Regions from separate parts of the Mus musculus genome. Here region 2 is linked to region 1. Evidence: chromatin contacts called from ENCODE POLR2A ChIA-PET data. All regions are on one chromosome and are shown on one strand. Each heading gives the region's core, a stretch centred on a gene start or an enhancer-like site at or near the end of the contact. The rest is flanking DNA. Distances are from core to core; before and after follow the strand shown.

Region 1 (4,226 bases), core at 530-3,029:
GATTCCAGAACACTCAGACATAACCGTTTGTCTCCTCTGGCATACTCATATGCATGTGTCTAAGACACAAGGGGACGGAGGAAGTTAACATGCTGGCAGGGACAGAGAAAGAGGCTGAAGTGGTGCGACTGTGGAGGGTGCAAGTATCCACCATGAACTGGATGTTCAGAGGTCCAGATAAACTGCTCCTCTTCCACCAGTTACACCTCTGGCTGGATGGCGGAGTTGGAGACGAGAGTACCACGTTTATGGTTTGGAGAACCATCTAAATCCTTCTCCTCTCCCTAACCTGGCCCAGGACAGATCCAGAGTCAGATCAGAGACCCCTCCGGCACAGTGAGTGCCCACACTGCCCAGTGACCTTGGGCAAGTCACATTCTCTCAGCTGCTGCGGCAGTTCGGGCCACTCATTTTATGTGGGTTTCCCCCCCTCTGCTAAGAATACCTGCCCCAGATAATGCTCAGACTTCCGCAATCCCTGCAAACTGCCAAGGCATCAAAGGGACAGTAGGGACAGACAGGACAAGTACCCCCAGCCCCCGGTGTGAGTCCCCCATCACCACTAGGGGAGGGGCTGCAGAGATGCCAAATTTGGGTACAGAGCTGAGTTTGTCTGGGGGCGGGGAGGCATTTGTGTGCAATGCAGGGAGGGAGCTCAGTCCCTAGTGGCAGAAAGCCTCCAACCCCAACCTAGCCAGCTTTCTGTCCCACCGTCCGTGGTTCTGAACTGCGATGCCCGAAGGAAAGACTCCAGTCCCTCAGGTTCTCATATTCACTACAGTCCTAAGGATGCACACTCCTCCCCAGATACGCCGCTTGGGGGTCCCAATGGCCTCGCCCCACCCAATGGGCACTGTCCCCCCTCCCCGTGCTAGTGCCGATTTCTGGTGACAACTGCCACGTGCGGGCAAGGGGGGAGCGGCTGGTCCTAGCATTACGGAGACAGCGCCCAGGTGCTCGGAGCCCCTGCACCGCACCTTGTCCCGGTTCGCCGCAGGGTGCCCACCCCCTTGCCTGGCCCGCGCTCCGGGCCGGGGCGGGGGCGGGGGCAGGCGGCGGGGTCTTTGTTCCCGCAGCCCGAGCGCAGCGGCGGCGGCAATGGGTCCGCGCCCCCTTCACCAGCCGAGCCCGAGCCCCGCGTGCCAGCAGAGCTCGCAGCTTGCAAGGAGGAGGTCGGGGTGATGAAGCTGGCCAGGGGAAAGAAGGGTTCTGTATAGTAGACCCCGTGGCGGAAAGCCAAAGAGCCTCGGTGAGACAGGGGCCCGCAGCCTCCCCCCGCGCTCGGGCGCTGCGGCTCCGGCTCAGAGCTGCCGTTGGACTTGGAGCGCCACTTAGCTGGGCCCGGGCCCCAGCCACTCGCTCGCACGCTGCAGCGCTCCAGCCCGCTCCGGCGTGACAGTACGCACACTCACAAACACTCACCCGGACCCACACGCTCCCTTCGGGGCCAGCCTGAGACCCGCAGAGCTGCGCACACGCACTCTCTCCGGGTGCCGCACACTCTGCACCCGCCCCGCAAGGCGTCCGATCCCGCGCCCCGCCGGCCGCGCGGCGCCGCCTACCTTTCCAGACGGCGGAGATGCGGGGTCCGCTCCTCGAGTGGCCTTGGGCGGAGGCGGCGGCCACCCAGAACACCAGCAGAAGCCGCAGCCGCAGCGGGAGCCCGAACCGAGCCGGCAGGCTGAGGACGCGGGCGCGCGGTGCGCTGGGGGCGGCACGTCCGGGAGGAGGAGGCGTCATCCCGCAGCCCCGGAGCGACAGCGGCAAGCAGCCGAGACTGAGACAGCGCCCGGCCGCAGGCAGAACCTAGCGCCAGGAGGCGGAGTCAAGCGCCTGACCCCACCCCGCCCCTCCCCCCCGCCCCTCGCAGCCTTTTCTAGCTTTGCCGGTGGCCCCTTGCTTGTGCGGTGACCGCTGCCAGGAAAACCTTCGCTACCCGCACGCGGGCAACTCCACCGGGAGAACCCAGCTGCAAAGAAGACAGACTTGTGATCTGTCATGAGGGGCAGATCCCATCCCTCCTCTGGGCTTCAGTTCCACTTCCCTCGCCCCAGTGGAAAGAAAGGCCTAGGAAATCCGTAAGGATCTCTCAGCGCATGGATGAGTCTAACACCGGACAACCCCCCTTGCTGTCAGCTAAGTGGTTTGTAGTCAGAGAACCATTCTCATAGAATGGGCTTGCGGGAGTGGGACGCAGCTCTCTGCTGATCCTATCAGCCGGAGCAGGATGCTTTCCTCTGTGGAGGAGAGAGGGGAGGTCTAAGATGTGTGGGGTGCCCACAACGCCCCACGATTGCTCTGCCTGAGAGAACACTGGGAATTTTTCATCTTGGCCTGGCTCCCTCCTCTCCCTCTCCTTTCTCCTCCCTTCCCCAGCCAGCAGCCTTCTGGGCTGCCTCCCCCCAGCCAGCTGGTGTATGCTCAGAAAATCCAAACTCATTTCCATGTGCACTGAGGGGGATATAATTAGGAAGGCCCCTTCCCCAAGAAAAAAGTGAGGGGCACAAGACTCATAATCAGAGAGGGAAGGTCAGACCAATCGAAGGGAATCTTTCTCTGCCTAAGGCTCAGCTACATACCAAGGGCAACCTGGTGACGCGGTGGTAGTTCCATCAGAGGGTCCAGGCCCCTCTGCAGTCACCTGAACAACCCAGGAAACTCTGTCATTGGCTTATGTTTTCAGAGCCACTTTGTCTGCTCTTCGTAAAAGGGTCTCCCATGTTCCTTGGGCCAGAGATGGACAGATTCCCTACCTCTGCTTGTACCCAAAGAAGCTATGACTGGGAAATCCATCCAGGTCAGCTTGTCCCAATCTATTGCTTACTGTATATGTAGTCTAAGATGTACTGCACCAAGAAGAGACAGGGCAAGGAAGAGGGAACAGAAGTAAACAAAGACTTGACCTTCAAAACCCACAGACCCAGACATACTGAGCATGCTGTAGACACAGGCAGACCCTGGGCAGGATGCCCTGACCTCAGAGCCAGCCTCTTCACTGCTCCACGGGCAGGGAGGTTTTGATACAGCGAATCTTAGCTCTGCCAATTGTACAGTCTGCTTCTAGTTGTTTTCTCCATTCCTAAAAGCCCCAAAGTACCCTAGCCACTAAGGTGAATTCCTCCAGATCTCTCTGTGGGGAGGGGTCTAGAGACACTACAGGGCTGTGCACGGAGTCACTAGCTTCATGATGCCTAAGATCACAACCCCAGAAAGAAAAGCCTATTGACAGCCCAAGAACTCCTTCCCAGGCCTGCACTGAATCCTGTGGCCCTAAAGTTGGCAAACTGACCAGGCCAAAGTAGCTTCTAAGAATGATACTTGCTTTCTAGCCCAGTGACTCATATTCTGGGCAGTTATGCCCTCCAGTATCTTCATTTCTATAAATGATTGGGGCAAGTTAAGAAACCACCCATCCCTGCCTTTAAGAACCAAGCATTCAAGTGCATCTGAAATGAAAACATTACCCATGTGCACAGTAACTCATAAAATGCAACCCACTTCCGCCTACATCATTCCTCTCAGACCTACATTTTTTTCCTCTGATAAGGAAACATAGCTCCAACTTAGGGACAACTCTGAGGCATCCAGGACAACAGGGGTCCGTCTGAGATCAATTGGAAATGAATGAATGGAGACAGAAAGCCAACTTTTCTGACTTTAATAACAATTGCCAATAGTGTGGTTACTATTACATGCTATAAACATTCCACTGCCTCATTTTTAATGCCGACTTCATGATCCTAGGAGTTAGGTGCTATAGTTCCTCTCTCTATAAGCAGGGGAATTAAGGCATAGAAAGGTGATACAATCTACCTAAACTCACTCGGGTGGACAGAGACAGTGGCAGAGCTGGGACTTTAACTTAGGTGGTCTCTCTAGGGCCAACACCTTTGCTTCCATCAGTGTAATGTGCCTTTGCGTGCTGCCGCTGGTACTTGACTGCAGTCTGGGTCCAAACAATCCTCAGAAGGACCCAGACAGGGCTAGGTTACCACGTGCTGAGCAGAAGGGCAGGCCAGGGGCCAGACTCAGCCTCCTAAGCAATAGGGAACAGATGGAAACTAGGGGTAGAAGCCAAGGCGTTTGTTTTTTTTTTTTTTTTTTCCCAAGGCTGCATGCTAGAGTGAGAAGTGCTGAAGGCCGTCTTTTCTCCAAGACAGACCCTGGGACAACGGGCCAGGCCAGATGGCAGCCTGCTCCTTGATTCTATAGAAGGAAAAGCCACA
Region 2 (4,180 bases), core at 1,586-4,085, 75 kb before region 1:
TCTGTATACACATGGCATATACTTACCAGACATATACACACAAATAGAATTCTATGAATAAAAACTTCTTTTAAAAAGTTGAGAGTCTGGAGGCAAATAATTTTGTAAACTCATGGTTTCAGCCTACCCTGCTCCACATGAAGCCCCCCACCCGAGCCTGGGTCCCTTCCCCCTTTTGTGTATGGTTTTACTGAATCTCTCTTAAAAGACACTAAAAAGACTGTGCTAGCTCCAGAGTTTCTAAATGCCTGTCAGAGTTTGGAGTACTTGCCTTCTCCACTCAGTTTTGCATTTCAGGACAGCCGTGTCGTGGACCTGAGTCTGTACCTGTACATTGTGGCAGGTATATGCAACCTTCTCTCGTCCACCGTCCTCCTTCATCTCAACCAGCTAGAAGGCTTCCTGGTTTTTCTTTTTCTTTCCTTCTTTTTTCTTTCTTTTTTTTTTAACTATAGCCTGGAGAAACATTCTAGCCTATGACCCTGTTCCCTGAGAGGACATGGCATGTCACTAAAGTTAGAAACACTGTGTGACTCACAGCCACCGTGGCCCTGGTAATAGTCGGTCTTGGGAGTTAACATCCAAGCACTGTTCACACAGAGGCCAGGTACATGTTCCCACCACAGTGCACGAGAGCTCCAGTTGCTCCAGGGCCTTGCCAACCCTTGATTTAGTCACATTTAAAAGTTTCAGTGACACTGGGTGTGGTGGCACATGTCCTTAACCTTTAAAGGAGGCCAAAGCAAGCTGATGTTTGTTTGAGGCCAGCCTGGTCTATGTAGCAACTTCTAGAAAGTTCTAGATAATGTAGAAAGACCCTATCAATGTAGAAACATAGACAGATACATAGATAGATAGATATTTTATATGTTATTTATATTTATATATAAATTATATATTTATATAAAAATTATATATAAATATATATAAATTTATCAGTATGCAATTTGGTAGAAAATAGCATCTATATCTCAGTGGCAGATCTCGCTGTTTCTCACAGTGGCTTCAGGCTGTCAGGCCCTTATTTACAGCTGTACTGCCAACACCTGGCACAAGGCCTGGTACCTAGCAGGTGTTTGATAAAGTGGCACTTCATAGTTAAAGCAATTAGTGAGAACTTTGCAAAGTCTCCACTATTCATGAAGAACTTCAGCCTGACATCCCCCTGGGAGTCGGCAGGACACTTCCCTGTCATGGCTGTTGTCACCATCGTTTGCCTTATGGAACAGGAAGATGAGCAGAGCCACTCTTTCCCCCGACCCCTCTCCCTACCACTTTCCTTCAGCACCCTACACACACACACACACACACACACACACACACACACACACACACACGAGGCTCACTCAGAACTCACTTAAACAGGACCCCAATGGGCCTCTGATAATACTGGTGATAGGCCACCCAGGGGGGCACAAGGAACCGCTCCGGGTTGGGACCCTCGCATGAGAAGAGTATCGACGCATCCTTGGGGTCCACGATGTAAACTGACTCCAAAGTGCCCAGCTTCTCCCTGGAAAGACAAGAGCGGCTGATGTTGGACCTGAGGCAGCCGTGAACACACACCCTGGGCAGCCAGGCCTCTCTACACAATCAGTACACAGCTTTCTGGCTGGGACCTTCCCTTTGCTGAGCCTCAGTGTCACCTATGAGATGGGAAATGGATGTGACATCTGTCTTGCGGAGCTGCTGAAGAGCCAAACATGACACATTTTCCTATGACATTGTGACTCATTCCAAAGGACGGCAGGACACTATCATACACCACACAGCGCACCCCAGGACCAGCCCCACTCCCACCCCAATCCTTCCATTTCATAATCATGCCGATTCCACGCTGAACCTTCTTGTCCTGCTGGGCTTGAAGCCATGGCAGGCTTTCTTGTCATTCTACAGTGAATGCCCTGTATCTCCCAAGTTCCAAGCCAGCCCGGCTCTTCTTGAATTGTAATTCAGAGTAGTCACTCGCCTCAAAAGTGAGATGGCACCCTTCACTTCTATTAAAGAAAAATGTCAAGGTGGGGAGATGGCTCAGTGATTAAGAGCGTGTACTGTTCTTGCTCAGCTCCCAGACACAAAGGGCCTGAAGCTGAGGCTGGCGCTAAAGCCTGGTCGGGGCTTGCCAGTAGTCAGGGCACCAATGTCTCATTTCCTTCCCCCTGAAGATAGAGACAGCAAACTTGACTTTTAGGGTGGCTAAAGTTGGTGGGTGAGGGGGGCACTGCTTGCTCACACTTCTTTATACCAGTAGAAAAAGTCTTGGAGTCAGAAATGAGGGAAGACTATCCCCTCAGCCCCAGCCCCAGCCCCAGCCCCAGCCCCAGCCCCAGCCCCAGCCCCAGCCCCAGCCCCAGCCCCAGCCCCAGCCCCAGCCCCAGCCCCAGCCCCAGCCCCAGCCCCAGCCTGGAAGAAATGAAAGAAAAAGGCAGACAGGAAGCAGGAGCCGTGTGCCTCCCCCTGTGCCTGCTCCACCTGCTGCCAGGCTTACCTGTAAATGGGGCCATACTTTTGGAAACTCTGCATCTGATGGTAATGGATTTTCTGTGTGCCACTCTCCCTCCAGAAGTGGTACAGGTTTAGCCAACCATTGTCGCCAGGGGAAGGGATCTCATTGAAGGACCTAGGACTGCTAGTAGAGGTACCAGCTCCCTTTCCAGTACTCAGCACTGGACCCTGCCACGTAGGGCTCAGGAAAGGTTGGCAGCCTTTGACCAGCACTGAGCGCAGGGAAAGTCCTTTAGCCAGCATACTGTCCCCACGACTGCCACTTCCTGCTGCACGAGTGTCTCTGCCCCAAACCTCCAGAGCCACACTTATAACCACCAGCTCAAGGCTAAGAGAGAAGCTGATGGAGCGGTGACCTCCCCCCTTCCTCCTCCAGAGGGCTGGGCTCACACAGCCCCTCCCAAACTCAGAGAAAGAACTTCTGAACTTTCTGTCTGAAAAGTCTGTAGTAGAGTTAGGCAAACACTGGCAGGCAGCTCCAGGCCTCTAACCTCAGTGTCCACCCTATGGGTCCCTAAGACCACTATCCTTCAGACACATTAAAAGGCAACTTTGCTATCTCCATTTTCATGGGAAGAAAATGAGGCTTAGACCTCCTGGCTCATGGCTAGCCCCCCCCCCCTTGGGTCTCAACCTCAGCTCCTGCCCCTTTATGACTCTGCAATAGTTGGGTTTGCTTCCATTCCTTGCGGGTTTTGCATGACAAAGGCCTTCTGCTGGCCCCTAGGTGATGACGAATATCCTCTAAGATGAGAGATAGCCTAAGATCATGCACGGGTCTGGAGGAACTGACTACCTGGCCAGTTATAGAACAGCAGACATCTTTCCTGTGTTCCTGGGACTTACAAATGGTTGATTATTAACTGATCTTGTACAGTTCCTTAATTCTTGAAATTCTGCTTTTTTTTTTCTCTTTGACAAACAACCATACTCCGTGTTCTTTGAAAATGTTCTGACGAGCAAGTATTGTTTTATTTACTTATGTATGTATGTATTTATTTATGTTGTTTTTTTATCTATTTAATGTGCGTTGGTGTTTGACCTACATGTATGTCTGTTTGAAAGTGTCAAATCTTGGACTTACAGATAGTTGAGCTGCCGTGTGGGTGCTGGGATTTGAACCTGGATCCTCTGGAAGAACAGTCAAAGCACTAGCAGTGCTCTTAACCACTGAACCATCTCTCCAGGATTTAGTGCATTTTTTATTTTCATTATGCTTTTAAGATCCCCCTGCCTCAGTGTCCTGAGTCCTGGGATTATATGCATTCACCACTATGACAGAAAGTGTACTTTCTTCTTTTGCCTTTAAAACAGGATCTTACCATATGGTCTAGCCTAGGTAACCTTCCTTTGCCTTTAAAACAGGATCTTACCATATGGTCTAGCCTAGGTGACCTTCCTTTCTCTTCCTCTCAAACGCTGAGATTACAGGTACCTATGTTCTACCACATCCAGCTCAGGATGTTCTTTTTCTGCTACCTCTTACATATGTCAAAACTCACTGAGCTACATACACCCTTAGCATGGATTTAATAGGGAATCACGGTGTAGCCCCAGCTAACCTGGAACTCTCTATGTAGATCAGGTTGGCCTTGAACTCACAGTGAGCCACCTGAATGCTGGGATTGACGGTTGCACAACCATGCCTAGCTCTTGTCGGTTTGCTTGTTTTCCA

Evidence for each region. ChIA-PET counts read pairs that join two places held with the same protein, here RNA polymerase II (POLR2A).
Region 2: POLR2A ChIA-PET joins it to region 1 with 11 read pairs in embryonic stem cell. The contact joins the promoter of Cyp11a1 here to the promoter of Sema7a in region 1. POLR2A ChIA-PET finds 5 or more read pairs at or near these places in 3 of 5 experiments (Patski and embryonic stem cell).

Annotation. Positions count from the first base shown.
Region 1 is chr9:57,937,665-57,941,890 of GRCm38, reverse strand. Sema7a (sema domain, immunoglobulin domain (Ig), and GPI membrane anchor, (semaphorin) 7A) reads right to left here and starts at 1,779. Exons shown (of 14, transcript NM_011352.3): 1 at 1,563-1,779. The coding sequence starts at 1,740.
Region 2 is chr9:58,013,607-58,017,786 of GRCm38, reverse strand. Cyp11a1 (cytochrome P450, family 11, subfamily a, polypeptide 1) reads right to left here and starts at 2,835. Exons shown (of 9, transcript NM_019779.4): 1 at 2,489-2,835; 2 at 1,358-1,513. The coding sequence starts at 2,748. RefSeq lists promoters at 2,763-3,287, 2,763-3,733, 2,782-4,180.